Regions from separate parts of the Homo sapiens genome. Here all the other regions are linked to region 2. A link is a loop called in an ENCODE intact Hi-C map of the cell type or tissue named here. Cell type or tissue: heart right ventricle. All regions are shown on one strand. Links, peaks and the distances in the headings refer to the core of each region. The heading gives the core; the rest is flanking DNA. Region 1 overlaps LOC107984018 (a long non-coding RNA gene). Region 2 overlaps RRP15 (ribosomal RNA processing 15 homolog). Region 3 has its middle 160 kb from the start of LINC02869.

Evidence for each region. A loop is a pair of places that touch in the nucleus more often than their neighbours do. Peaks named below come from ENCODE experiments on the same cell type or tissue, not always from the same donor. Only the 100,000 strongest peaks of a DNase experiment are listed, where the experiment ranks them.
Region 1: a loop joins it to region 2, with 4 times the contacts of the local background. A loop is called at or near these places in 45 of 110 quality-filtered maps.
Region 3: a loop joins it to region 2, with 2.4 times the contacts of the local background. A loop is called at or near these places in 20 of 110 quality-filtered maps.

The regions. Positions count from the first base shown.
Region 1 is chr1:219,411,401-219,421,853 of GRCh38, reverse strand. LOC107984018 (a long non-coding RNA gene) reads left to right here. Exons shown (of 3, transcript XR_002958460.2): 2 at 9,915-10,136. It also overlaps a transcript of LYPLAL1 not described here. Among named protein-coding and RNA genes, the nearest start is that of LYPLAL1-AS1, 140 kb to the left of the region's middle. RefSeq lists a silencer at 4,946-4,995. In heart right ventricle, for the core only: CTCF peaks have their summits at 4,834 and 5,035 (motif pointing right); a DNase peak (open chromatin) is centred at 5,063; H3K27ac peaks cover 1,571 bases.
Region 2 is chr1:218,334,619-218,345,071 of GRCh38, reverse strand. It overlaps RRP15 (ribosomal RNA processing 15 homolog), which reads right to left. Exons shown (of 5, transcript NM_016052.4): 5 at 7,089-10,453. It overlaps TGFB2-AS1 (TGFB2 antisense RNA 1), which reads left to right. Exons shown (of 3, transcript NR_046268.1): 3 at 610-876. It also overlaps the pseudogene RPS26P17. Among named protein-coding and RNA genes, the nearest start is that of TGFB2, 5.5 kb to the left of the region's middle. In heart right ventricle, for the core only: a CTCF peak has its summit at 5,631 (motif pointing left); no DNase peak of the experiment used is centred there.
Region 3 is chr1:218,668,445-218,678,897 of GRCh38, reverse strand. No RefSeq gene overlaps it. Among named protein-coding and RNA genes, the nearest start is that of LINC02869, 160 kb to the right of the region's middle. RefSeq lists a silencer at 4,277-4,571. In heart right ventricle, for the core only: a CTCF peak has its summit at 4,206; a DNase peak (open chromatin) is centred at 4,437; H3K4me3 peaks cover 722 bases; H3K27ac peaks cover 983 bases.

The DNA.
Region 1 (10,453 bases), core at 1,696-9,695, 1.1 Mb before region 2:
GTAAGGTTTTCCAATTCTTTCAATATTCTTTATTTAATTATTTTTAGTCACTCTCTAAATCTACCTTTTTTTCCGAGAAACTAGCTCATCCTGAAGCTCCCCTCACCCTCCTGCTATCCTCCTTCTCCTTTTATTCCTCCTCATCTTCTGTTTTGTCACACATCCATCTCATGGCACTACTTATATATCTTGTAGGATAATAGAATCTCTAGATGTTTTTCAATGGCTTTGAGGATGAACAAACATCTTTGGAATCAGTGCTCAAATTTGAGTTTTATCAGCAGAATATTATGTAATTAATATGATGAACACAGCATAAGCATTGCTCACTTTCAACAGTAAAAATATCTTAAACTCAACAACCTTGTGAATAATCTATCTGAGATTTGAGGAAGTTGAATAGCCTCCTCAGGTGCTTGTAAATGGTAGAATTGGCTATGAATGCAACTTCGGCTGACCCTCCAGGGTTCTCAGATAGGGTCTTCATGTTGTTCTCTCATGATCTGGTTTTCCTATAGTGAAGTCAATGACTTTTACCCTGAAAAACATGATGGGCCACTGGATTGGATAGCTAAAAATTCATTTTGTATTTATGTCACTTAACTCTGACAGTTCTGTAGCTGGATTGATTAGATGTCCCAACTAGTTAATAAATTGGGCCTAACTCTTTATGTCAAAATCATTATTAAAAGGTTACACTCAGTTCACCAAAGTTGTGAAATATTTCAGGTCATACTGGGAGGCATTTCTGGTTTATTGGCCATGTCAAATCTCAAGCAAATTGTTTACTTCTCACTTGAATTTTTATTTAAAAATCCAAATTTCACAACTGGTTCAGATTTCCCAGGAGTATTTGCTTAAAGTAGACTCCATTTAGAAATAACTGATATATTTCCAAATTAAAAGAACTAAGATGTAAGAATAAAAATTTCAGAATGGACTTAAATTACTGTTTTGAAAGAGCATGCTACATCTACTTATATGAAATTCACCTTTAAAAGTAATCCCTGAAGCTTAGAAAGCCAGAATTTATAGTAATGGGGTAGTTAGAAAAAAATTTTAAAAGATGCCATAGTAAGAAAAAATAAGTGGTTCTAATTATTATGCCTTTGTTTCTCCTGAAATGTGTTTTTCCATGATACTTCAATATTTATCTTGCAGGTGGTCAGCAATTTTATTACAAATGACAAATCCACTCATACAATGGCAGCATTACCAAATTATAAAACAAGTCACTGGAGAAAAAAAAAATTAGGCTATGTGTACGCTGCTCATGGGATTTGCAAAACCATCAGTGTATGAGCTGCTCTGAACTAAACGTTTGACTACAAAATTAAGGGGAATGAGTGGGTGATTTCTACTTTCCAAGGACAGCTTCCACCACTAGTTTACAAGCATATGGTAACTGAGAATATTCTTGATATTGCAATACAACGATGATCTTTTCTTAGGATTATGAAAAGGTAGAGGATGCAATCAAAATAGAGTGCAAATTATTCGGGTTAATATTTAAATTATAACCTTGGCTCACACAGCAGTATCCCCTCAAACCTTTTATTTGGTGAAATTAAATCTTGAATACTGTAATTCTGAATTTTCTGAATTTCAACAAGACTTTTCTGAAGCCTTTGGGGTAACAAATTAATATTTAACACTGTGAGTGACTTTCATCTATTACTTGGCATGGCTGTTCTTGGAGTTCACAAGTCAATTCCTTTCCTCAGGGGCTTTGCCCCAAGTCTTCCTGCCAAGATCTATGGTTCTTTCCCTGCTGAAAGTTACTCCTCTGTGAACTTTGCCCAAGTTCTGTAGATAATAAAGAATCAGGAAGAAGTGAAGATAGTTGTTCCCTTTCCCAAGCAAGGGGACCTGGTCCCTGTGGTTTTGGCACCAGCTTCAGGCCTACCAGGTAGTGCTCATGAGGATTTAGCATAGAAATTAAGAACTCTGACTACCACTTTTAGACTTTGGGAAGCTAGCTGTACACATATTTCCTTCCAGAGGCGCCTTAATTATACAATGAAGCCAAGATACTCCAGGTTGTTTACCTGTATCTGCCTTAATCTGCTATTGTTGGTGATGTCCTGGGACACCTGTGCAGAGGCTGGACCCCCTACCCCCACAGTCAGGACATAACAGGAGAGAACACCGCCCAGCCTCAGAGGGGAAACAGCCATAAACATCCCCTTGGTCCAGCTAATAATGTGTAAGCTAATGATGTGGAAGCTAAAGCACATTTGTCTCTCTCTCTCTCTCTCTGTGTGTGTGTGTGTGTGTGTGTGTGTGTGTGTGTGTGTGTGTGTGTTGGGCTAGGGCTCAGAAACCCAAAGAGGAACCAGAGCATGCACCAACTCTGATCTCTGAAGAGCACAAGCCAAATCATCAGCATTCCTTTTTCTCAATAATCAGGAAGAGGAGGTATCAAGGCCAGAATTTTCATTGAGAGATGATTGCCTGGCTCTGGTGTGGCTGACTACTCACCCATCATAGTCCTGAGAACTCTCTCCTGATCGCTGGCACAGGGACTCTGATGATGCAGAGACATGGCTGTAGAATTGGTTGAGGACCAACTGAACTTTCTGCCAGTTTTAAAATCCCTAAACAGTGGGAAGATGGTTTGGCAGTTTCTTAACAAAACTAAACATACTCTTAGCACATGAGCCAGCAATCACAATCACTCTTCTTGATACTTACCCTAAGGGGTTGAGAACTTATGTCCACACAGAAACCTGCCCATGGATGTTCACAGCAGCTTCAATTATAATTGCCAAAACTTGGAAGCCACCAAGGTGTCCTTCAGTAAGTGAATGGATACATAAACTGAAGTACATCCAGACAATGGAATATTATTCAGTGCTAAAAGGAAATGAGCTATCAAGCCAAGAAAAAAGAATGGGGAAAACATAAATGCATATTACTGAATAAAAGAAGCCAATTTGAAAAGGCTCCATGCTGTATGATTCCAACTATATGACATTCTAGCAAAGGCAAACTTTTTTAGAGATAATAAAATGATCCTGGGTTGCCAGGGGTGAGAGGAGATGGAGAGAGGAATGAACAGGCAGAGCACATAGGATTTTTGGAGCAGTGAAACTACTTTATATGTTACTATAATGATAGATGCATGGCATTAAACATTTGTCCAAACCCATAGGAAGTACAACACCAAGAGTGAATGCTAATGTAAACTGTGGATTTTGGGTGATATTGATGGATCAATGCAGGCTCAGCAGTCGTAACAAATGTACTACTCTGGTGGAGGTTGATAGCTGGGGAGGCTGAGCATGTGTAGAGGCAGGAAGTATAATGGAACTCTCTGTACTATCTGTTTGGTTTTGCTGTTAACCCAACACTGCTCTAAAAAATAGTCTGTTTTAAAATTTTTAGTCTTTAAACACAGAGTGAGGCAGAACCACTAGGATGGGCTAGAATCAGTGCTGGGAGGACTGGGAAGTTTCAAGTTTTCATTGGGCCTAGAGCCTAATGGAAATATCCACACGGGTAGGGTGGCTTTGTGTGTGGGAATTGCTACCCTTTATCTTTTATTTGTGAATGAGAGTTGTCCAACTCTGGACAGAGACCTAGGGTCCGTCCTCTCAGTGGGGGACATTGAAATGGGAAGTACATTCTCTTGGCTGAAACGAATTTACAAGCAAAGAAAATGGCAGGATAACTTTTTTCGAGGTTTTAACTTGTGGTTTGATCCCATTGTTTTTTTTTCTGATTCCAAATAGGTAAACCAGGCATTTTAGATTTTCATGTCCCAAAAATTCCTGCAGGAGAGAACGCAGTAGCTGATGAAATCAGGTCCTACTTGTTTTGTCAGCTGCAATTACTTAATTAAACCTATTAAGTATCCTGGGCAGGGGGAAGTTAAGGAAGAATATCCAAGAGCCAGTTGAAAAATGGAATTCTTGATATAGTAAGGGAGGAAAGGTCATGGCGCCCACTCAGTATCAGCACCTTGGTCCATTAAGCACTGCCCCATGGCAGTAGCCTGGATGCAGGGCAAGGCCCAGAGGGATGACTGCCCGACATGCCTTGGAAGGCTGCACTTTGCCGTATGATTCCTTGGCAGAGATTCCCTTGTTCCAATTATGGGACTGAGGTGGCAAAGCCACTGGTCATGAAAAGACTCTGCAGGATGGGACAAAGGACACACATTCCTAGTGTCCAGAAAGGAGTATTTAAAACTCTCAAGACTTTTATCAGACCCAGTAATAACTGAGATTGAACTGATTCAGGATTAGATTCACATTTATTTAGAAAAAAATATATACTATTTATAATGCATCAGTGGTTCTGGTTGCAAATTCTCATCCATAACATCTGCCTATACCATGGACAACCTTTTACAGAATGTTACACAGGGCCATTCCTTAGAATGATAGCCCTCAAAGATCTCAATTTTAAATGATCTTTGCTACCCGTGCATGACAAATGAGTCCATTGCCATTTTAAAAAACTATTTGCAGCTTTAACATAGACTGTTTTTCAAGTTTCTATTTTTCCTATCAAAGTTTTAAATTTTAGAGTATTGATTCAGTCCAATAATAATGATATTAGTAGTCAAGGTGGTTATACTAATAAGGCTGGCTCACAAAACAAAAACAATAGAAGACAATAGAAAAATTTCCTATACCAATGAATTCCAAATAATGTATGTAGACTCACTGCCCTCAAAGAGTAGAGAATAACTTCACTCCTTAAGTGTGGGCTGTGCACAGTAACTTCTTTCAAAGGATATAGTTTGGAAAGGGGGAAAAAAAGAGTAATATTTTGTCCAGAAATCTGATTGACACTATCTCAGCTATGTGTGCAGGTTAATAGTAATAAGTGACAAATCAATTTGGTAGTGCATGCTTTTAGTATAATGAGCTGAAAATGGCACTTTGCCTCTGTAGCCTTCTTCTTAAAATCCATAAGCCCAGGCTAATTGAGGTAAGAGACCAGCAGGACTTGTTTTCTGGTCACAACCTTGTGGACCAAAATAGGATCTGGTCCAGACAGGATGAAGAGAAAAAACCAGCAGCAACCAGCAGATGGCGACAAAAGGGATCCATAATTGCCCTTACTGCTCACTAGCATAAGGCACTCACACCAGTGCAATGACAGTTTACAAATGCCATGGCAATGACCTGGAAGTTACCACCCCTTTCTGTGAACACAATCCAGAAGTTATGGCCCCTTCCCTACAAAGTTCTAAATGACCCACCCCTCAATTTGCATTGATCAACCTCTTAATTTGCATACAATTAAAAGTGGGTTCACATGAGTATAAATAGAGTTGCAAAAAGCCCATATGTTGCTGACTCTGGGTGCAGTGTCTTTGAGTTGGCCCTACTCTACAAGGAGCAGTACCCTTCAATAGAAGATTGCTGTCTAACACCACCACCTCACTCTTGAATTCTTTACTAGGCAAAGCCAAGAACTCTCCTGGGCTGAGATCTGCCTGTCCTGCACCAAAATCATGAGAAAAACATTGGGCAAATCCCAGGTGAGGGACATTCTACAAAAATCCCTGAGCAGTACTCCTCAAAACTGTCATGGTCCTCAGAAACAAGGAAGGTCTGAGAAACTGTCACAACCAAGAGGAGTGTAAGGAGACAATAATTAAACCTATGTGGTATCCTGGAACAGAAAAAGAACATTAGGTAAAAACTAAGCATATCTGAATAAAATAAAAATTTTAGTTAATTATTAATATTGGTTCATTAGTTGTGACAAATGTACATTAATAACATGTTATTAGTAATAATAGGAGAAATTGAGTGTGGAGTATATGGGAACTCTATCATCTTCTCAGCTTTTCTGTAAATCTAAAACTACCTCAAAATTTTATTTTAAAAAATAGCAGAATTCATCAGAGCAAAATTCACCTGTCAAAACTGACGAAAAATGACTGTTGCCTTTAAAAGAAGAGAGAAGCGCTATGTGAAGACAGGCACACTGGGAGAAGACCATGCGGTGACAGGAAGAGATTGAAGTGATTCAGCTGCAAGCCAAGGGGCACTCAAGATTACTGGCCACTACCAAAATCTAGGAAGAGGCAGGGAAAGAATCTACTTCAAGTTCCAGAGGGAACATGGCCCTGCTGACAACTTGCCTTTGAATTTTTAAGACCCTAGAACTGGGAGACAAAAGATTTCTATTGTTTTAAGCCACACAGTTTATGCCATGGCAATGACCCGGAAGTTACTGACCCTTTCCTAGAAAGTTCTAAATAACTTGTCCCTCAATTTCCATTGAAGTGCAAGAGTTCATATTTCTCAAGTGTATGTGCTCACTAGTATTTTGCTTTGGTACCCTAAGAAACTAGTGCAAATGCTTGGTTTATGATGGCAATGTAAACCTCCGGTCACTGCAGAACTCAGTAGTGATTCTGCCTGTGATGGTGATTGATGATATTTTCACCTGAATAATTTTATACACTTGCCTTTCAGAATGTATCACTGCATTATTTATTCTTTTAAGTCCTCACACTTTTCATGAAAACATCTCTTCCAGGGATTTCTTCCTCTTGCTTCAATCTGGACAGTTTCCTCTGTAAACCTGCTCTACAGTCACCCCAGGACTCAGTTTCACTGATTTTGTGGGGGTTGAAACCACTGTTTCCTGGGTTCTATGTCTTTTTCTATTATTGTTTTTCTCTTTTGCTGGTACAAGTCTTCCAATAATTTCCTAACCAAGAGTGGTGACAGATAAAAGACTTTTGAAGTCTTTTCTCCCTAGGCATGTTGCATTGATGTTGCTGGTGAGAAGGCTGTTGGCATTCTTCTATTTATATGTCCTGTTTTTATTATTTTACTTTGGACATCTTTCCATTATTCTTGGTGTATTGAAGTATTGTAATAATGTGCCTTGCTGTGGTTATTTTTCTATTCATATGCTGGATACAACAAAGGTCTTTCAGCCTAGAGATGAGTGTTCTTTAATTCTGGGTCCCCCTGGTTTCTCATGCTGCTAATATTCATAGCGGTAGGACCCTTGCCTACCATAGCCTCAGTGCCTAGCACAGAACCCTCAGAATACTCAGCATTCATTAAATAATTATGGAATAAAGATGGAATCTGGAAAGAAAGGACTGTAGTGACTTTTGAATTGGTCCTTCAGATTTCTCTAAAGTTTTAATTCTGACAAGAAAACAAGAACAAATAGTGAAGCCCAGACTTGGAAAAAGTGACCTAGTCAGTACATGTATTAAAACCACGAAATAAAAGCGAGGAGGAGTCATATAAACTTAGGTAATGTAGTTCCAAAAGAGAAAAGCAAAATTTACTTCCACTAGAAGTGAAAATAGCTGACTTATTGATCACTTTCTTTTAAAATGAATACCATTGTCCCATGTTACAGTTGACTAAACTAAGGCTCAGAATGTTCAAATAACAACTAGGAAATGGCAGAGCTGGAATTTAAGTCCGGATATTTGCTCATTTATTTAACAAATATTTACTGAGGCTCCATTGAGTGCCAGTCAGTGTGCTAAAGCTATTGTAACTCTCAAACTCATGCCCTTTTCTTTATCCCTAATGTCACCAAGCAGTGCAAGTAACGGGAACTGGTATAGCTTAGTTACATAAAGTAATATAGGATTGGGTACCCATAAAGAGATAAAACTAAAACTTAATGCTGGCATTTATTGCAAAATGTAGGAGCAACAATCAAACCGAAATTCAGTGATAATGGGAAAAATCGAAAGGGCTAAGGAAATCTGGTCATTCTAGTTAGGGTCTTATCCAAACCCTGCTGCATTCATCCTTCCCCCTCAGCCATCCATCCTTCCCTCTGCATTCAACAATGCACTCAGTGGTGTCTGGGGGGCATATTAAAGATACTGAGAACTACTCAGTAAATGAAAATTGTATATATGGTTTTTAACTTATTTCTCAAGTGTATTTGCTTGCAGAAGTCTTTACCGTTTTTACAGATCACAATTTATATTATACTATAAACTTGTTTTGCAGAACACACTCTGGAAAGTATTCTTCTACCAAAGGTTACATAATATGATTGGATTGTGGGCTTGTGAGAACAGGGCTTGTGCTTCCAGTGCCTAGCACGTGGCCTGTGCCTGATCAGTTCTCAGTAACAAGTGAATTAATGAATGTGAGAATTGTGAGCACTTTGGCAGGGCTAATGGATATAAGTGGTTTTTATTTTTGTTTCTTTGTTTGCTTATTTTAAAGGGTAGGGAGCTGTCACAGAGCCCTTCAAATGACAACAGACAGCTGCTTACTTTCCCTAGTGCAAGCACTCAGGAAGAATTAGATTACATTCTCCTTCTTTGGGGGGTAACTTTTCTCTCAGGCCTCAGAGGTAATTCCAGCCACTAAAATAAATAGGAATTTCCCTTTCCCTACCAAAAGATATTAGGAGTTATCTGATTCTTAAAACACTGCTTTTGAAAGTAGCTATCCCAAATGGATTGAATTTGGAAGGTGTTTTGTTTATCTGGTACATGGATCAGTGGCAGTCCGAAAAGCCCATATGAAAGAAGATGAGGATCCCTTATCTGGATGGAATTTAATTAAAAATAAACAAAAAGATGGCTACCATTTTAGGATAGCATAGCCTCTTATGGCAATTTAATTTCCTTTCAAGAAAGAAGATGATATAAAATCTTTTCAGATGCCAGTGTAGTAAGGCATATTCTAAATCACATTATTATTCCCATGGGTGCTTCCTCTAGCCCCAACCTTCCATTTTTTTTTTCTTTGTCAAGAAATTTTTCTTCAACACATGAGTTCCATTAGCTGACTCAGTTACATCCTGCCTAGTATCTCTAAGTAGTTAATTTTGACCACACTAAGAGATGGAACTCTAAACCAACAATTCCAAAAATAGTTTCTTTGAAAACAAAGATGCAATCACAAATAGATTGGATTGAAAAGTCTCTTGATAATGTCTTATAGGGTTCCTTTTAAAAAAAGCAAATGTAATGAGCCAACTCATCATACCAGAGGTCTCATGAAGCAAACCAAAAAAATGCATTTATCTCTTTCGTTGTACTTAATGTAAATTCTTAGCGTGGAGACTTCATTTTGATTTGTCTTTGTTGTGCATCTTGCCTGTGTCGGTAACATTGGACTTACATGGCAGGCTCCCAAAGGACACTTCTCATTTCATATCACCATACAAGTGATAAGTAACAGTGTTCTTAGAGATGAGCTTTTCAATTAGAGGAGGTTCTATATGAATGTGAGAAAGGATATGGATTCTTCATGGTCATTTTAAAGACATTTTGAGGCACCTTCCTTTTATTCTCTCTGAGCAATAATAGCAGACATTTACCCATTAATGGAGCTTTTGCTGTGTGACAGGTATCATGCTATGCATCTGACTCACAGTATACCATTTACTCTTGATTATAAACTGTGAGGTACACACTATAGTTTCTACTATTTTAAAAATAGTAAAAACAATAGTATGTTTTGTAGAAATAGCATGATGGAGGGGTTATCGCCCAAAGTCATGAAGTTAAGGGAGGAAGTGCCAACATTAAACCAAGAAGAGAAACCACCAAATAAGGCTTGGTGCAGTGGCTCATACCTGTAATCTCAGCACTTTGGGAGGCCAAGGCAGGAGGATCATTGAGATCAGGAGTTTGAAACCAGCCTGGGCAACACAGTGAGATTGAGTCTCTACAAAAAATTAGCTGGGTATGGTGGTGTGTACCTGTTGGGGGGCTGAGACAAGAGGATCCCTTGAGCCCAGGAGTTTGAGGCTGCGGTGAGATAAGAAGGTGCCATCTCATTCTAGCCTGCCTGACAGAGTGACAGCTTGTCTCTTAAAACGACAACAACAAACAAACAAAAAAATGAAATAGGGAGTCTCTAACACTATACACAATACTTCTCCTAAGCACATTCCATTTGCAATATTATTCTAAATGTCATCCTCCAAATCTCTTGTAGAACGCAAAAGATTCTTCAAAATCAAACTGTGTCCGGAATTGGTGGGTTCTTGGTCTCACTGACTTCAAGAATGAAGCCACGGACCCTGGCGGTGAGTGTTACAGCTCTTAAGGTGGCGTTTCTGGAGTCTGTCCCTTCTGATGTTCAGATGTGTTCGGAGTTTCTTCCTTCTGGTGGGTTCGTGGTCTCGCTGGCTCAGGAGTGAAGCTGCAGATCTTCACGGTGAGTGTTACAGCTCGTAAAAGCAGCGTGGACCCAAAAACTGAGCAGTAGCAAGATTTATTGCAGAGCGAAAGAATAAAGCTTCCACAGTGGGGAAGGGGACCCGAGCGGGTTGCCAATGCTGGCTCGGGCAGCCTGCTTTTTATTCTCTTATCTGGCCCCACCCACATCCTGCTGATTGGTAGAGCCGAGTGGCCTGTTTTGTCAGGGCGCTTATTGGTGCGTTTACAATCCCTGAGCTAGATACAAAGGTTCTCCACCTCCCCATCAGATTAGTTAGATACAGAGTTTCCACACACAGGTTCTCCAAGGCCCCA
Region 2 (10,453 bases), core at 1,450-9,449:
CTCCCGTTTTTACTTAGTGTAGCTCAGTCACAGCCTCCCAAGCTGAATCACTTGCTCTAGAAGGGAAGGCTTCCCTCCTGTATTATGTGTGCACACGCACCCCTATGGGAGGGAGCACTAGTCTACTCAGGGCCAGGCCAGTACTGAAGACATACCTTCCAATCTTTTAAATTCATGTCCTACCTCTTATTTTCTGGGATACCTTAGCAGGTTGCCATCCCAGAATTTATTTTGTTAGTTTGTTGTTTACAATGTACCCCTCTGTTTGTGAACTGCTGGAAAACAGAGATCCATCAATTTTACCTAAAGAATAAGGTATACTTGTTTGTTTTACTGATTTGAATGAATGGTCACCTTTATAATTTGCTGCCTAAGCCACTTCTTGTATGGCTTTCTTCTTCACCTTCTTGCTAGGCTAAACATTATCAACCAACTTCATTCTTTCCATAGCATTAATCCAGGAAGCTGGAATTTTAAGTGTTTGATGTCTACTGTTCTACACTACTCATAACTTGACATTTTCAATTTCAACTAAGTCTAAATTAGATGAATACAAGAATAACTCTTACCACTGTTCCACCTTCCCTTTTTCTTTTATTTTACCTTTAGTTACTCAAAGTCAACATTTTCATTTCGGCATGACTCTGCAGCCATACTGACCAGACAGATGATTTAAACTGGAAACTCTGTTGAATGTACTCCCAAACCCAAGATCTCTATACTGTTCTCTACTTCAGATGTTCCTGAGTTCAGAAAAGTCACAAAGAACTTTCTATCACTTTTGGAATTTATACTTCAGTTGTGTATGGGGCCTAGGTTATTAGTAGAGCACTGAATAAATAAAATAATAATAGCTAACATATACTACACTTAGTAATTTGATGTGTGTTGTGTATGGTCATTTAATCTTCACTATGAACCTATAAAGTGGGTCTTATTATCCATATCTGGCAGATGAGGAGACTGAGGTACAAAGAAGTTAAGTACTTTGTTCGAGACCACAGTAAGTGGTAGAGCTGGATTTTTGCAGTCAGGATCCACTATGTTCTTACCTACTATGTACTTCTGAGAAACAATGGTCCCAGAATATGTTCTGACAAACAGGAATTCTGGAGTCAAACAAGTTTGGGAGATACTGGGTACTCTCCTGTCCTCTTAGATTCCTCATTCTGGAACATTATCATGTTAAAGGCTCTGAAACTCCTGTAGAAGAGAAAACCTTTTCACTCTTTTAACCCAGCATTTTCCAAACTCCCTTGAATACAGAATTTTTTCCATTATCACACATTGAAAAACTCTGGAATAAAATAATTGTTCCAACCCACTTCTGAATAATTCTAAAAATTATGTATAAATCAGCACCAGCAGGTTCCTTTCCTTGATACCAGTTTTGAGTTGAAGCAAAGCTACCATCCCAGTAGCCCAAGAAAAAGATAATCAAGAGGCGCTACTGTCAGACTAGTAGTTTCATCCAGTTAGGTCCTCCCTCTGAGTTCAGTTTGAGAACTGCAGTAGGCTAGCTCTACAGATTGGACAAAAAGTGAATATTCTTACACCTGTGGCCATTATAGACACAGAGCAGGAGCTCCAAACCAGAGCTACTGAGAGAAGATGCTGCTGTGGAATATGGCTGGTTACCTGAATTAGCTATCACTGTATTTTGCTGAGGATACAGGTTCAGCTTCCACAAGCCAGTGAGCATCTTTCATGTTTATAGACAACCTTCTTGGTACAGACACTGATGCACCTTAAGTAGATTCAGATTAGAGTGTGGATAGAGTAGCAAAAGTTCATTTACATCACTTCTAGGAAAACAGCGCAAGCCATAAATTCTGATGGCCACCCCTCTTCCTGACATAGACATACACACTTTTGTTCATAATACTTAGTTTACTGAGTACCTATTGCTCACTTAACAACTCCTTAGACCTGAGACCCCTGACTTACTCATAAGAGGCTACTTTAATTTCCCCAAAGCCCAGGAGGGTAAGACGGGAGGTATTGGTAAAAGCTTCTGGAATGGGTAAGTGCAGTAAGTGAGTATAGCAGGAGAGGAGGAGCCCCTTTCCACCTCTCAAATGATCAGTTCTTTGAAGACCTAACCGGCAAGATTGCTAGAGCTGTCTCCCTGGTAACCGTAAATGAATCATTTCTTCTATTAAATGGCTCTTATAATGCCTTTTCATCTCTATATTTAATGGAGGTCTTATGTGCCGGGGTCTCTACAGTCTTCATGGTAAAAGGGTATTTAAATGATATACACCCATCTTGATTACTTCAAGGAGGCAGGAGAGCACAGTGGTTTAAAGGGCAGGCTCCAGTCATGGTTTTTTGGGTTCAGATTTCTGTCACTTTCTGGCTTTGTGATCCTGAACAAGTTACTCACTGACTCTGTGAGTTTCTTATCCTATCATGTCTTTATTTCTGTCAAGGAATTTATAATAAAAATATCTGGCCTTCTCTCTCTCTCTCTCTCGCTCTCTCTGAAAAGCCAGGAAAGAACCCAAGAAGAATTTGCTTCTAGTTCTGCCTCCTAGTAGTTTCTGTAGGCACATTTTAAATATTATGGTATTTTGCCCCCAGTAATTATAGGAGGGAAGGACAAGAAAATACACTTTTGGTGAATAAAATGCTAAATGACTATCAAAGTTCAGTTAAGCATTCACGATTAAAGTCTCTTATTAAAGCCCTCAAATGGAATCTTTTGTTTTGAAATTACAGAGGTAGAGAGTGGAGCTGTTTCCACTCTTAGCCATTCTCCACTCATCAATGGGTCTATTCACTTAAGTAATGTGGGATTTCTACAAGAGGCTGAAGAAAACAAAACTACTCATCCCTGTCCTGGAGTTTTACGCCTATGGATCATAGGTCCTTACTAACATTGACCAAAGCATAACTTCATTTGTAACAATTCTGGAAGCTTTCCAGAACGGTTTCAAGCATGAAAAATCAGGAGGTGAAAAAAAGAAATACATGGAACGACGGTAATTGATTACATTTCCCCCCAAATAGTGATACTTGATAAATGCAAAATAACCCTTTAATATGAAAATACACCAAAAGTCTTTTAAGATTTTATTTATAATTTTATATTTGATACCACTATTCAAGAACAATGTTTGGTCTATATCAATTTTGTCTCATGTTCTAGATGCATTTCTATAAACAGCTTTATTTCATTATTCTAGTTATGAATAATGAAACAGAAAGGTGGTTTCCTTACAAAAAATAATCCGATTATTATTTCCATTTGTATTTAAAGGTTAATCTAAGGAAGAAGTGTTAAGGAAAAATGAGGAAACAATGGGCGGGGAGGAAAATGGAAACAGGGTGGGTTTAAAGAGATCAGAGGTGGTAAAAGATAAAGAGATAGGACCAAGAAAAACCACAGCATATCAGCAGGTTGTGAGGCTTTAAAGAGATAAACTCATCACACTAATGATACACTGTGGGAACATTATCTCACCCTTTGGAATTATGATTAGTTGATTGATTACTGCTTGTGGCTTTTGGGCCACTCATAACTCTACAATTTTAGCTCTCCAGGAAAGTCTTTCTTTGGGAGGCAGTCTCACAGTGGCCTGTGCTATGTCATCCCTGTAGCTGCAGCCTCTGGTTTCTTGCCCCTGGTGAAATTCACCCACTAAGATAGCATTTAGTAACTGATATAAATAAATGAACATATGGTAATAGTTGGGACACAGCATAACGCTATGGATAAGTGCTTAACAAAATCCTAATGTTGACAAAAAGAAACCAGCAGCAGAATTTTCCTTATTTTTTAGGGCAGTACTTGACACTCACCTTTACAGAATCTCTACTCCTCCTTCATTTACTCTGTCACCACAGAAGTTCACAGATAGACTTCACAAAGCAAGAAACCAGAATGAGGTTGCTGGGGAGAAATGGAGAGAGTGTTTTGGCCAACTAAAAATAAACACAAAAGATGAGAAAGAAAAAGAGAAGGTGAGTGATAGAGAAAAATATGACTGTGTTCTCATAATTAAAATGAGTATAATATAACAAAAGTTTTTTTTTTTTTTTTAAAGATACATGGTCTTTAAATGAATTTATGTGTCTGTCATCATCTCAGTGGGCTTCATAGATTGGGTAAAATTCCAAATGTCTAAATTTCCACTGCCAAAATTACCAACCTACATTTCAAACAAATATGCCGTTCTGCTGCCTCGATTAGCCTGCAATTAAAAAAAAAATAAATAAATAAAAACCAAGGGTCAATAGTAATTGCATAAAAAAAGAAAACCTCAGTGTAGTTTATGATAGAGGGAAAAATTAGTAAATAAGTATTTTTAAAAGCCTAAGTATGTAAGTATTTTGAAAAGCACAGCTATATAGATGGTTATAATTTATAAAACGGGAGACTACAGACCACAAACTCTCACTGATGATTATTTGAAATCTTAGTAGAAAATAAAGTTCTCATAACTAGGGTAGCTACATCATTTGTCACACAAATCCAAACATTTTTTGCAGTAAAGAGGATGCCACTCATTGATACACTAAGACAACAGGGGTAAATCAGGACTCTCCCAGATAATTACCTTATTTAAAATGAAGCCACTTTAAATCTGTAAGAATACATCTGTTAGTCTTTCACCTTTTTTCGGTTACAGTGGTGATATTATATTTTGCATACTTCCAAGACCTTTTTTTTCCTTTGCCTATGCAGCATATTCTAAAAATCACCATCAGAGATACATTTTGAAAATGCTACTTGCACAATTTTAGCATTAATATAAACCTGCACTGCCACAAAAATGAACCCCCGAGAGGTGCTTGGTCAAGTTCTTTTGAGCTCCATGAAAGCAGTCTCCCACAGAGAAAGGTAGGAGAAGATAAATACAACAATAATGGGATTAACAAGCATTTTATGTATTCTTTGTATAGCCAGAGAAATTCATTTTTAAATTTTTGAAAATCAACAACAGAAAAAGAATCCCAAAGGTAAAAACGAGTTTGGCCCCCCTTCCCATTTTAGTGCCAGTACAGAAAAAAAAAGAACAGTGTTTCTGTTTGTTGTTTGATGCTTGCAGGTCACATAATAATGACTTTTCACATGTTGATCCTTCTTGTTTAGCACACAGTAACTGCTTCATAAAACCAGGGACACCAGGAAAGTTACTTTCACATAATTGAAGGGGCTGTTTCCTGTTAACGTGAAAATTTTTGTGATCAAGAATCCTACCATTTGTGGTTTCTCTTTAGATTTGTTACATCTATATGAGTCCTTTTAAGTAAAAAGGCAGTATCATTACTGTTCCAAGCAAATAGCACTATCTACCATAAGAAATAAATATATGCCAAAGAAATAAATCCAGAAATGGGTGTGTCATTGTGACCTGAAGAGACAAATAATTTTGCCTGCTGGGTTATTGGAGGTAACAAGTTTTTTGTATCTGTTTCTTTAAGAGGACTTTGTCTTACAATTTTAAGTTACTTAAGATCATTAAACAATAGACTATTATAAGGTCAATCTGGTTATTTAACCAGTTGTAACAATTAAATCTAATCAATGTCACACTTATACTGATTGTTCAGAAACTACATACTCGTGTGCTTGTAGGGAAAAAGGATTTTTATCAGTTGACTCAATGATAGCTGAAATCATGCCACCTAGAGGAAAGCTGTGGTATGTCTTAAAACTTCATACTGTTAAATTCATTAATGTATAATTTTGCATTGATTTGTTGTTACTGCACATCAAATAAAAATTAGTTTCACATAAATATTGTAAAACATGCATTTTTAGAAAAGATGCTAGATCAACAGCAATGGGATATCCTTAATTATCAAGTTTTAGTTACCTGTTATCTCCTAGGCAATAACATGATAAAAATCTAATCCTCATTTATAAAGCATAATTTGAATATCTAAATTCTTAATAGCAAAAATGTCAACCACTTACATTTATGAGTCATCTAATGTCATTAAGTAACAGAGCAGCAAATAGCCAATATATTGTATCTTAGGAATAAAAAACCAATAGCTGTATATAGTAAATTATTGGATACCACTTCAGTAGAGTAGTTCCATTTCTGCAGCATCCAGATAATTCAAATATAAAGTTTTAATTATCAGACATGCTCAGGCAAGACCTATAATGAATTATCCAGTAGCAAGTTACAGAATAAACTGACAACAACAGCCTGGGGTGATATGTTAACTCTAAATTGACACAGCCAGGAAAATTTTCACCTTCTGATTAACGGCATCTATTAATTTTTTTTAAGTACTATTTCCATTTTACTTTTCTCCAGAGGATAGTTTTGCTTCAGTCCTTAAAGACTCAGCTCCTTACATGAGCTTTGGTGCCAGCATCTGCAGGTCTAAATAGAAGTGGAGATGTTCAGTTCTTGCAGGCTTCCTGCTGTGAATGGCACAACTCACACAATAATGTAGCTTCACATACAGCTCGGGAAGCACATATGCATTGAAGACACTTGCTGCAGCCTCTACTGTGTTTTGAATAAAGAAATTCTTAATAGCCCTGTCCTTGGGCACACATGTGGCTGCCACCCTTTTTGGCATGATCATTGTTCCTTTTGTCACCTTGGAAGTGAGGACCCGAAAGAGCATGGCATCTACTACTACCTTCCATTGGCCATAGGTTTACGTCATGGTTAAATGAGACCAAAATACTGAATGCCCATTTTTCTTTCCAGAGAAGAGTTCAATTTCTAGAATCTAATTTTCTATAAGACATTAATATCTACAATGTGAGCAATCACTATTGTGTATAGCAGCTCTGTAACTCAAACCTGGATTGGACTATACTATCTGTGTGGCCTTGGGCAGGTTACTGAAACTTACTGCTTGTTTCCTCATCTGTATAATGGGGACAATAACAACATCTACCTAACAGGGTTATAAGGAAAAGGGTATGAATTAAGGGGCATTATGAAACCCTTAAATATTGTCTGGCATAAAATCAATATTGTTTAAATGTTTGCTATTATTATTACATGTTCTGTTCCAACTTTTACTTGAATAAGTGATAGAACTATGCAAAATAGGATGGTTAAAAACAAAATAGCAATGGCTTTTTTTAAAAATCAAGAAAACAGAGGTTCTCACTTAAAAATAAAGTTTTATTAATCAAAAGGCACAAGGAAACAGTGGACACATGGAAAGGGAGTCAAATTTTTTATGTTCAACATTCATTGCAGGGTAATTAGCAAAACTTAAAAGATAAAGTAGGATTCTAGCAAACAGGACTCTTCATACAGTCATCTAATACAGCTAATATCAATAATGCTCTATTAAACAGTATGTAGAGTTTGGATTCTAGAACAGAATAAGTAAGCAAAAAATAAAAACTGTTTTAGTGTCTCATTAAATGTCAGGATCATTTTTCTCAATATAAATATAAGGCCTGTCTTTTCAGACTGTCAAAAATTACATTCTTTAAAAAAAAGTCTTATTCTATTCACCTCATGCATTGTTGGCATTTAAGAAACTTATACTATCCATAATGTTTTTAATCTTACTTTTTCAGTTAACATATCATTGACACTGTGTTTTCATCAGTCTTCACAACCATCATTTTAAAAGGAATTGACAGAAGACTGGTGGTTCGATAGTTTATGTAAATGTCCTCATATCACTGAACTTGTAAGTTTTAAAAAATTTCTTGCTATTAAAAACAATTCTATATAATACTGTTCACACAGCATTTTCTGTCATCAGAATCTTTTCCTGAGGAAGGTTTCCAGAAGTAGAATTGCTGGGCCTCAATAAGCACCTACCACCTGTTAGACTTTAAATTTTTGTTGGGGGGAATTCTATCTAGAAAAGGAAGACTCAGAATTACATAGATGAGAAATGAATGGAAACCTATAGGTGCAGCACCTAATCCTCCAAATGCATAAGAGAGAACATCTCTTGACACGCTACTACATAACAGGCACTGTGCTAGATAGACACTGCATACATTAATCCAATCTTTACACCCTGAACTATATATTATTGTATCTGATTTACATGCTAGCCTTACAAAGGTTAAGAAACTTACACAAGGAAACAAAACTAGTAGGACTCAAAACTGAACTCTGAACTCAGTTGTGATTCCAAAATTATGCTGTCTCTCATCTAACAACGAACACTGGTATTTCTTAAAATGTCCAGTGTAAATATAACTTTACTGGTTATTAAGGAGTATATTTGGGAATCCTAGTAAGGACCAAGATACGGCAGTCATGTCTCATGCAATCTACCCTGGTGTTCCTGGCATTTGTAGAGAAGGATATCATCACATTGAACCTTTTGGACTTTGAGCTTTTATATTTATAATATACTTAAGAGAACCCAGTGTTGCTGTACAAAGACAAATATTATTGTGTAGAAACAGTCTTGATGTTATGCTTGGTACTTCTCAGTATTTCAGGGCAACTGCTGAGTCTGGCTGCTGCACTGTTTTCAGAGCTGATGTCAATCTATTGTTTATGTCCTGTCCATGGGAGGGATACATTTTTACCTAAGATTGAAGTCTGGTTCTGCAAATGCAAAGAGGCAACTGTCTGGTAGCCTGAGGGTGAATCAACAGCTGCAAGGCCACCCACGCATAGGGACACAGCTCTCAGCTGTCTCTCCATTTAGAGCCCCAGTTGGTCCTGACCTCTTACAAATTTGGTGTTTTCACTTTGATGTTTATGAACCGATTGCATTAAAAATGCAGGATAATGATTCAGGGTTAGAGAAACTATTATTTATACAAATGTGGTTAACACCTCATCATTTTAAATTGGCTGTGCTAATAATGCTCATTGTGCTCTTCAGGGTTTTGTGTGTGTGTGTGTGTGTGTTTTGCCTGAATCTGCAACCTACATTTGCTCTGGCAGTATGTTGAGTATATGCTAGAATAGAATGGACCTAGGCAACTCTAAGGTCCTACAACTAAATACACTTACTTAGGAAACCTCCTAAATAAGTAGGCCTCTAGATATAAGTGAAAAACATGGGAATTCACTCCTTACATGGTGGTATCTGTTGCTCCGGCAGTTCTCAAAATGTCCTTTTGGTGCATCATAAACCCATTCTTTTAGAGAACAACAAAAATATTTAAGGTTTGGTGCATTAATTCTGAAAGCCTCAGATGATAAATAATGCTAAAAAACCAAATGCTATTTGTTATTAACTAAGTGGCTTAACATTTAAGGACAATGGTTACCCTACAATACAAGTTAATTATAAAGAAACATATCTTTTTAAAAATATAAATACTGAAAAAAAAGTCAACAATAATTCAATCAATAAAATTTCACCAGTATTTGTATATGCCTAAATTATATCAATAAAAGTTTATGGAAAAAGCTTAAGACAGATTTACAATTCCCAAATTCACTGTTGTTTCATTAGACTAGATAGATGCTCTGTAGCTTTATTCTCTTCATAGTTGGGATAGACCCACTAGCCACGTGTAACTTTTAAAATTTAAAGTAATTAAGTAAAATTAAAAATTTAGTTCCTCTGTATCACAAGCCACACGTGAAATGCTCAGTAGTCACCTCTGCGAGTGGCTACCATATTGAACAGCACAGACATAAATTATTTCCATCATCAAAAAAAGTCCTATTGACAGCAATGATTTAGACTTTTAGTCCCTATAATTTTAATATAAAGTATTATGCCCACTCTTCTAACATATATCCTTGCTTGCCTTACTCAGTTGAAAACCAAAGAGTGTTTAACAGAAAGCTGAATATGTGCTCCTCCCACTGAAGGAGAGGGCAAAAAGGAGGGAGAAGAAAGGTGAGCAATGTTGGAACAGGTATTTTAAGAAAGCAAATTTAAATTTAAAAGGTTTACCGCATCTCTAGGTAAAAAGTCCTAAATACTAACTCCCTGAAATTATGTTCAGTAGACTAGGTAAAAAATATTAATATTGCTCTCTAAGCTAGAAAACACTCTAAATTTAGAGAATCTAAAATTATTTAAGAACTGTTAGAATATATCTTCCATCTATATAATTATGATTATTCATTCTAACTTAGCATTTTATTAAAACATTAATCACAATTCTAAATGTCTTGTCAACCACCTCAAACATTCTACTTCTAAATCTATTCACAGATTCCCTTGACTAATATGTTTAATCAAATTTCAGAAAAGCTCGCCCACTGAAAAAATTTACCAGGACTACCAGTGCTGCAACAGTCAGTAAGATTCAAATACCCAGCTGGCCAAAATTCAGACTCCTGTTTTCTTGGGGAAGGAGTGAGAGAGCTTTTTATAGGCACGAAGTAGTTCTCTCTCCTGTTTCCAAAATTTGCTCTCACTGCCAATTCACCTCAAATAGTCTTCATACCCATAATATCTACAGGGCTTATAGCGTCTATACCATATCAGTGACATGCAGAGTGGAGATAAATGTCAATCACATTGATCCTAATAGATGAATTTGAGGGAAGAACAGAATGAATTCTGCTTTGGTCAA
Region 3 (10,453 bases), core at 1,020-9,019, 330 kb before region 2:
CCTATCTCTTTCCCTTGCTTTACTTCTTGCCTTATTACTTTCTAACTTATCAAAGAATTTATTTTTTTCTGAATTCTCCAAATAGACAAAAAGATTGACAAGAGAAGGGGCTACACACACACACACACACACACACACACACACGCTTGCACATACATGACATACATGGATCATGGTATCCTAGTATCATGGACGTCAACAGAAGAAGGAATTTCAAGTAAGAATAAGTGATCAGCAGTGTCAAATATTTTGGAGAAAGTGAGTATGATAGGCTGATAAATTTCCAAAAGAAGGTGTTGGTGACCTTATAGTAAACAGCTTCTGTAAAGTGAATGAGGAAATAAAAGGAGGAAGGTGTCTGTAAGAAGGCAAGAGAGAATGAGATCCAGAACAAACTATGAGATACTTGTCTTTAAAAGAAGTTACTTCTCTTCCGTTACAATGGGGGAGAGAGAGAGAGAGAGAGAGAGAGAGAGAGAGAGAGAGAGAGAGAGATGATAGGAGTGGTCTATTAAGCCCCGAGATTGGTGGGTAGAGATTGACGGAGAGCCCATCATAGTTCACCCACCTTCCCTGGAAAGTAGGAAATTGGGAAGTCAGGTTATCTTTTGGAAAGGGGAGATAATAGGTAAATAAATTTGAGGAACATGTATATTTTAAATGGCCACTGTGGAGAATGAAAGAGGAATCTGAAGGAAAACATAAGGATGGTTGAATTATTCTCTGCAGGATTGCTTTGTTTTGTTTTCCTTTTGATAAAAAGGCTATTGTTGAAGATGAGTTAATCTTTAGTAATGGTGGCTCAGCCTTCCCTGTGCACATTGTGGGAAACAGGGTCTTGAGAACGGAATTATGAAACTAATTTCGTGAGCACCCATGGAGCCATTGGTATATGTGTAGATAGAGGTGTAGATGTGCATAGGTGTATGTGTGAAGTGTAGGTATTCTTTCATACATCTAACCTTGCACATCCCACACTTTCCTATGAACACCCTTAACTAGTCTTTGCTACGCCCAATATGTACTTTCATTCATCCATCATCAGACAAACATTTCAAGCTCTTACATAGAACTATCTGTCTTTACCATCTATCCGGGGAAAAGCTCCATTTTGACTGCCTACACAGCAGTTTGTGCAATTATCCAATATGTTACAGAATATTGGTCTTATGATTACGTTCATATACATGGAAATGGAAAACAGGTGGTGATAATTAAAAACATGACTGAGATAAATGGAAACTTTTAGGTGTTCTGAGACTGCAGGTCTCTACCTGTATATGCTCATTAGTAAATGCATGTAGTCAAATGCAAAAAAAAAAAAAAAAGATGAAAAGGAGCTTCTGAAAATGTGTCCCACTAGGAGTAAGGAAGGGCTAGTCATGCAGGCTTAGAGGATTTCAGATTCATGCTTATAGTCTGAATAAGAAATGAGAAAAGGGCAGCAGGTTTTTCTTTCTTCCTTAGAACACTTTGATTCTGATCCCTCACATTTTTGAAATTCTCCAAAACTTATCTGAGCTGCTTCCGCCATTGTCTGTTTCCTCTCCATGTACCAGACAAATCCTCCAGCTGCCTGACAAAGCCTTTGGGTTCTCAGTTCAATGGCAGACTGTTGCCCGTTAAAGGGGAAAACCCTGCGTCTTAAACTTGAGGATTTTCGCAGGAGCATTTGTCCACGTGCACTGAACCCAAAGAGCTCGATTTAGCTGCTGAGTTTACAGCCACTGCGGCTATCCTTTCCCCAACCTCAGCCCAAACCATGTATGAGGCCAACCACAATTAGTTGTTTCTTTATACTGGGAAGACTCAACTTGTAATTTAGACAGGAATGGCCATCTAAAAGGAATTATTCTATGCTACTTTTTGTGCCTATCCTGATTCTGCTGCAGTTTTCCTCTAAATTTACAGGTACTTAATATTTTGGAAGGTCAAGCAGGAAGAATTTATCTCTGGGAAAAGTCTGCATGCTTCCACTTCAGCTCTAAGTTGTTTGAACAAAATGACTAAAAATAAGGACAAAAAATTCCCATGGTTAGATTTCAGTAAAATTACCATTAATTTTACTCACACAATTTAATTTATGAAATGATAGAGTTTATTCCAAGTTATTTTATAAAGAGAAAGGATAGAAGTAATATTAGACCAGTTAAAAATGAAATAACTACCCACTGATGCAAAATGGTCTAGTTAATGTAGTGTAAGTGTTGTTCTTCCTTGGTAGACAAGGGAAAGAAATAAGATGAGAGCACTCATGAGCAGATAAATCCATCTTTTTTTACCTTCTAACTACTTTCCAACCTGGAACACCTTTAAGAGAGAAACAGAGTGCTACAAATAATTATGCTCAAACAGCCTGTATAAACAGGGATGATCCCGGGCACACTAAGACATATTGTTTCCCTACCTCTCTAGGTCTGGGCCCTCTGTATCCAAGACTTTGCTGCTGGTCCATGGTGGCATTCTTCCCACCCTGTCTTCCATGGCAGAACCTCTTTCCTGGTGGCTAAACTAACTTGGACTACTGTTCAGCTTCCTAAAAGGAATAAATTTATCTACTTTGGCAATTGTAATGTTGGTCACCTTAATACATTTATCAACCCATGAAGATCTGGAGATATTAGCATGTTACTTTCAAATTTATTACTTTTATATTTTACACAAAATAGGGAGTTCAGTGCACAGACACAGTATGCAAACAAGTTTCCTGCATTCTTCCATGTCAGCTCTTCCAAACAGTATTGAGAAGTGTCTGATGAATGGATCTTTCTCCCCTATGTTCTAACTTATCAATAATTTTTAGAAAAAAAATGAAATTAGGCAGGTATTTAGAATCAAATGGTGCACAAAATACTTCACTTATTTTATTTATTTGATTGATTGACTCAATGGGCATTTAATAAGCACTTACTATGTGTCAAGTAAGTACTCTGCCAGAACTTTCAGTATTAAAATATATATAGTGTTATAAATATGGTCAGGTCAGGCATGTAAATCAGAAATTACAGTTCAGCATAAGTGCCATGAAATGGTATGCACAGAATGCATGGAGGGTCCTTGGAATTAATGGAAGATAGTAGGAGTGTAACACCTGGTGGGGCTGGTGGGGCTCTCAGGGACCCTAGAGTTGGTGATATTTAAACTGACCCTTAAAGGTACAGAGGCAGTTAATTAGCTTGAGGAAAGGGATCATTCCAAGGAATAGTGAAAGTGGGAGGCTAGGTAATACTGTTAGAATCTTAACAAGAGTGACTATGGAAAAAGTACTCCAGGGAAGTGGTGGAAAATTGGGGTGGAGACACAGATTTGAAAAAAAAAAAAGGAGAAAACACAAACTTCTGAGAAAACAAATCCAGAGAGCATGTTAGTACATCTTGGCTATGCTTCTATAATACCTGCAGATAAACAGGATGAGACAGGCTATGTAAGTAGTAGTCTTACCTCATTTTACAGATATAAAAGCTGAAAGTTAGAGGGGTAGGGTTTTCTAACTTTGTGAAGTAAAAATTATGCTCATCTTCAAGAGCTAAATTATGCTCTATAGGAAAACTGAAGGATAAAGAAGATAAGTTCATTTTGGTTTACGCAACCAAAAATAACTATTTTCTAAGTAGTCAGCCTCTGCAATTTTATAGATAGATAGATAGATAGATAGATAGATAGATAGATAGATAGATGATAGATATCTTTATATATAGATATATATCTTTATAGATAGACAGATGATAGATAGATATCTTTATATATATAGATATATATATCTTGATAGATAGATGATAGATATCTTTATATATATATCTTTATAGATAGACAGATGATAGATAGATGATAGATAGATAGATAGATAGATAGATAGATGATAGATGATAGATAGATGACAGATAGATGATAGATAGATAGATAGATAGATAGATAGATAGATAGATAGATAGATCGATCTTATTTGGGGAGCATATCATCTGTCTTGACTTTCTCCAGCCTCATAAAACCTGAATAACTGACAAACCTCTACTTCATTTTACAACATCTAGATGCAGAATAAATACACATACCACTCCAATTTAAAATGTTTTACCTCCCAAATGCAAATATTTTCAGTATCTCCTGTAAAAATATGACCTTGAGTTTTTAATTGTTGACTTGAAGACTTAGGATATTTCATATCGGCAGCAATTGAAAGAATGCTATTCATGTTAACCACAAGAGGCTTAAGAGAGTGAGCTAACTGCTGCATCCGCATTCTTGGAGCCGTCTGATAACAAAAGAGGCTGTTCCGCTGCTTGATGGCAGCAGGGGTCTGAGGGCTCTGGCTCTGGCTCTCTCACCGAGACTGTCAGGCAGAGAGGTGGGTCATGGGGCAGGGCTGGAGCTTCTGGACTCATCCATGACTTCTGACTTTGAGAACGAGGAACTCAGCGCCCACAGAGAATGAGATCAGCTGCTTTTAAGGACACTCTGGTTGTCAGGCTCAATGAACACCCACATTAGACATCGCTGGACAGGCAAGGAAAAGGACATGTGGTTCCTATGTTGTCTCCGAAATACTGACTCCACAGGGACACTTGTAGACATATTTTCCCAAAGGCCTTCCAAGGGAAAGAAGGCTGCTTGTTTTCCACAAGTTCGGTTAGTTTCAGGACACTATAACTTCCAAATAAAGTTACCTTCCCTCTGAATTCGAATTTGTTCTAAGGCACTGGGTTTCATATGTTCTTCAGACATTAAAAGTGTCTCCTCTAAGAGCACAACACATTTTTGTTCAGACAATTAAAGAAAAATACTTTAAGGGATTATTTTATTGTCTTTAAAGACCTCCAGGCTTTCAGAAATTGTATCTTTGAAGAAAATCTGTGTGTCCTGAGTTCCATACTATTCATGTACTCATGAGTATCCATGAGTCTTCAAATTTTGAGATACAGAATTCTTGTTGTGGCTGCAAAATGAAAGAAAAGCATAGCCTATCTTTTTTTTTTCTTTTTTTGCTCTATACTACATCAAAAAGCTTAGTTTATAGAGCCCCCAATATTTTATTGAACACCATTTTAATTAAAGTGGTCAAAGCAATTTGTATCATGAGGACACAGCAAAAATTGAGATGACCATGAATCATGTCACTTATCTATGACATTACCTTTAACCATAGATTTAAATCTATCTTTGGAGGTTTATCTTCAAAAATCTAACATAGAAAACATATACCCATAACCTCACTGACTGAACACTCGCTAATGTTATAACCAAGTTTAATAATTTTATGAAGATAAAGTCTATCTTTGTGAAAGTGTCATGAAATTTACCCATCATTAATATTAGACTGTCATTAATGCAAAATGAAAAGTTTTCATTTTAGGCCAATTTCACAGAAAAGGAAAGAAATTAAACCTCCTATTTTCTGTCTGAATTTGTATGTCCAGAATCCCTGCTCTGTTTTTGGTTATATTAATTTTATTGACTCTGACTAGCACCTAGGATGATTCACACCTACCTTTTGCTCCAGCAGCCTTTTGACCACCTTTGTACTGAAGATCAGTCCTTGGAAAGTAGCCTGCCTACCAAACCACTGGTAGTTATGGAAACCTGACTTATACGCACACTTTGGGGCTTACTTGCTCTAGATCTCAACCCACTTGGCCTGAGATACCAGCAGATTGACAGTTGCAGTTCGCCTGTCTCAAGGCTAATATTATTAACATATAGATGGAATTATTAATCCCATCTGTATTACAAATAGCATTTAGTTGATTCATATTTGAACCTCTGACTAATGACATAGATGAATTACATATCTCACCGTTACGATAAAATTTTTAACTTACTTCTTATCAATAAAGTGATGTCTCTTAATGATTATGTTAAGGATGAAATTAAACTATATATTTTTTACACATGAGGTTAGAGTTAGGGTGAGGGTTAAAGGATCTATTTAATAACAGGAAACTTTACGGCATATTAGATGCAAGATACACAAATTATAAAAGATAGATATCTCATCTGAACTTAAATACTTAATGCAAGTACCCTGTATTTTTAATTAATTTCCTTTTAATCATTTGCCTATATTGTCTCAAATATATTGTCAGCTGCTAGAAGACAGACTGTACCCTGCGCTTCTTGTTCTTTGCCTTGCACTTAACCAAGTATCTGCTCAGAGTGTGCACTCAGTACCTTGTATATGATATGCTTTATATTTACAGTTTCTGATTATAACAAAAATCAGCTGGGAAAGCAGGTATTGTGATATTTTTAGACACTCAGTGGGAGAGGTCGAGTGATTGCCTGGAGTCACATAATGTGTGGGTGATGAAGCCGGGATTCAAAAAGGTCTGTGTGTATCTCAAGGACTGACAGACCCCATGTGCCCCACTGGGTGCTCTTACCCCCAATAAGTTGAATCACCAATTAGAATGAGGCTGGAATACTGATAAATTTTTTTAAATACTTCCAATTTTAAATATTAAATTTTCTTTGATTATGGATTCCTCAAGACTATGGATACAGTTTAATCCTTGTGCATCTGGCTTATGAATAGAATGAACTAAAATCTTAAAAAGTCATTAATACCATTTCTATCAGTTAATCAGCATAGCAGAGATTATATTAAAATTTCTTAAACAGCTATGTTAAAATGTTAAAAAGAAATCAGAAAGCACTTGCTATGTATATTATTAGCACCTCTTATAAACACTATGTATAAACATGTTAAGGGAGATAGATTGGAAAGCAATTATAATTTACTCAGTTTGAGAATCTTGCTCTACACACTAATGCAAAGATCAAATCCATTTTCTTAATGTTGGATTTGGAGTTAACAACTGCAGTAGCATATGGACATTCACATGTGTAGATTAAGAACTATATCACTATACACCAGCACTTTTATTCTTTTCAAAACAGACAAGCTTCTGTTTCTTTTGTTCTTAAAGCTTTGACACTCATTCTATCTTGAATTTCCATCTGCACAAACAGAGTTTTTCTGTTTAGCCACGGTTAGGGATTCCTAGTGCCAAGTCCAAAACTCTACAGCGGGTTTGTCTAAACAACAGCTGTGCACGATGCCATCTTTCAGCAATAGTTTGTTCGCCATAAACTTATAATTATCTGCAGGTTATCAGATGTCCTCTTGGAGCAGGGCTGCCCTGGAAGCGTATGCACTAGCTAATTGCTTCTGAATTCTCTGCTCACTGTTTCCTTTACCCATCTGGAGGATCTTGTGGGAGTACACAAACAAAGCCCCTGGCTTCCCAGCAAGACCGTCAACACACCCTCTAGTCAGAGGTCACAAACTGGCCACCCTAGTGTGAATCTGGCTCCCAGATGGTTTTTGTTTAGTGGGCACAGCATTACAATTTTCTTGGCCCTCACTGAATACAATTGGTTCTATCCCCTAGATACTCAGGAAAATCAACTGGAAGCTTTTCATAAATATTTATGACTGATCTGGAATAGGATCTGGGCATCTGACTATTTTTCAATGTTTCCAGGAGATATTATTTTTTAACCATTTCACCTTTTATTTTAGATTCAGAGGGTACACATGTAAGTCTGTGATATGGTTATATTGCTTGATGCGGAGTTTGAGATACAAATGATCCCATCACACAGGTAGTGAGCATAGTACCCAACAGCTAGTTTTTCTATGCTCACTCTCCTCCCATCCCTTTTAGTAGTCCCCAGTGTTTATTGTTCTCATCTTCATGTCCATGAGTGCCAAATATTAAACTCCCACTTATAAGTTAGAAGATGCAATATTTGGTTTCCTGTTCCTGAGTTAATTTGCTTAGGATGATGGCCTCTAACTGAATTTGTGTTGCTGGAAAGGACATGATTTCATTCTTTTTTATGGCTGTATAGTATTCCATGGTGTACATGTACCACATGTTTTTTATCCAGTCCCATTGATGGACACATAGGTTGATTTCATGTCTTTGCTATGGTGAATAGTGCTACAATGAATGTACAAGTGCGTATATTTTTTTCATAGAATGACTTATTTTCTTTGGATATACACCCAGTAAAGAAATTGCTGGATCAAATTGTAGTTCTGTTTTTAGTTCTTAGAGAAATCTCCAAACTGCTTTCCACAGTGGATGAACTAATTTACATTACCGCCAATAGTATGTAAGCATTCTCTTTTTTTCTTCAGGAGATTTTAACGCCAGTCATGATTGAGAACCATTGCAGTCTACATTTAGAAAAGAACATCATCAACAACAAGGGTTTCTGATATAAACAACAAGATAAAGCTGAAAATATCTGAGGATGAAGACAGGTGCAGAAGCCACCCTGGCCCAGACTAATGATGGCTGAATAATTCCACATGGGGCATCTGGAAGAATCAAGAGAGACAGGGCATTGTTTAGAACCAGACACTCAGAGGCAATGTCTTAAAGGTGAGAACAAACAACAGAGCTAGACTTTCTCTGAGTCTGACTGACAGTGTCAAGGAATATATGGCCAGTTCTCTACAATGGAGACAGCACCAGGAGAGAAAGATCTCAGAACCAAGTGAGATGGAGTAGGACATTTACTGAAGAATAGAAAACCAGAATTAGGGAAGCAGAGATAAGACAAGGACCCAGTGGTGAGAAAAAAAGGCCAAAAAGGTAAGGAATCGGGCTGATGGAAGAAGTGGCTCGGCCAGGCGCGGTGGCTCACACCTGTAATCCCAGCACTTTGGGAGGCCGAGGCGGGTGGATCACGAGGTCAGAAGATCAAGACCATCCTGGCTAACACGGTGAAACCCTGTCTCTACTAAAGATACAAAAAATTAGCCGGGCATGATGGCACACACCTGTAGTCCCTGCTACTCAGGAGGCTGACGCAGGAGAATGGCGTGAACCCGGGAGGCGGAGCTTGCAGTGAGCCGAGATCGCGCCACTGCATTCCACCCTGGACAACAAAGCGAGCTCCGTCTCAAAAAAAAAAACATAAAACAAAAAGCAAAAAAAAACAAGTGGCTCAGGACTGAGGTGTAAATGATGAGGGTTTGATCATGCTGTGTATGTATTCTAGGAGTGGTTGTTGCCACTTAAAAAGGGATATAATTTGTGCAAAACATCTACAATCAGAATCAAGGCAACAAATCTGTTGCAATGGTTTAATATAAGCAGCAAAAAAGATGAACAGAACATCTGTTTCTATCAGAGACCTTTGTCTTCTGAATAGCTGCTCTTGAGACTGGTGTACTAGGTATCAGTAGTGGCAATTAATGAAGGCAACATGGAATAAGCAACAAGTTTTCCAGTAAATGGACAATGTAGCATCAGAAGTTAGATGCTGAGTCAGAAGGATGAAGTCACTCCATTGGAATCGCCATACCCAAGTCTAGACCTGAGCAATATCATGAAATCCTTCTGATGAAGAAAAGGGACCTGATTTGTTGGTTATTATTCCTATTGTTATATGGTCATGTTAGTTATCTATTGCAGCATAACAAGTCACCCCCAAAGTGTTGTACTTTAAATTAAAAATACGTATATTATGTCACAGAATCTTTGAGGAGCAGGGATCCAGGAGTGGCTTAGCTAGTGCTTCTGGCTTGGGTTATCTCATATGGTTGCACTCAAAGGTCTTGGCAAAGGCTGAAGTCATCCAAAGGCTTGAGTGGGATAAAGGATCTGCTCCTCAGCTTATTGCTGGCAGAGGCCTCAGTGCCCACCACGAGGGTCTCTCCATAGGGTTGCTCACAACATGGCAGCTGGCTTCCCCTAGGGAGAGAGACAGAGAGAGAAAGAAAAAGCATAACTAAGACAGATCTTTTATAACCTAACCTCTAAAGTAACCTACCATCATCCTTGCCGTATTATGTTGGTCACAGGCCAACACTGGTACAATGAGGGAGGAGTGATATAAATACCAGGGTATAAGTAACAGGAGGTAGGACTCCATCTCAGAGACTGGCTACCACATTGGTTATTGCTGTTATCTTTATTTATAATTTCTTTGGTGTCTCAAAAACATCCACATTGTAGAAATGAAGATACTAGGATTCTGAAAGACTTTTTTTGTTTGTTTGTTTTTGTTTTTTGGTTTTTGGTTTTTTTTTTGAGACGGAGTCTCGCTTTGTTGCCCAGGCTGCAGTGCAGTGGCGCGATCTCGGCTCACTGCAAGCTCTGCCTCCCAGGTTCACGCCATTCTCCTGCCTCAGCCTCCTGAGTAGCTGGGACTACAGGCGCCTGCCACCATGCCGGCTATTTTTTTGTATTTTTAGTAGAGACGGGGTTTCACCATGTTAGCCAGGATGGTCTCGATCTCCTGACCTCGTGATCCGCCCGTCTCAGCCTCCCAAAGTGCTGGGATTACAGGCGTGAGCCACCGCACCCGGCCTGAAAGACTTTGAACAAGGTCATGTTGCTGGTAAGTTGTTCTTAGTTGCTGGGGTTTTCTTGGTCACAGTGGCTTTGAACTCAATGACCAATCATAAATCTTCTTTTATTACTCAGTGGAAGTTCTA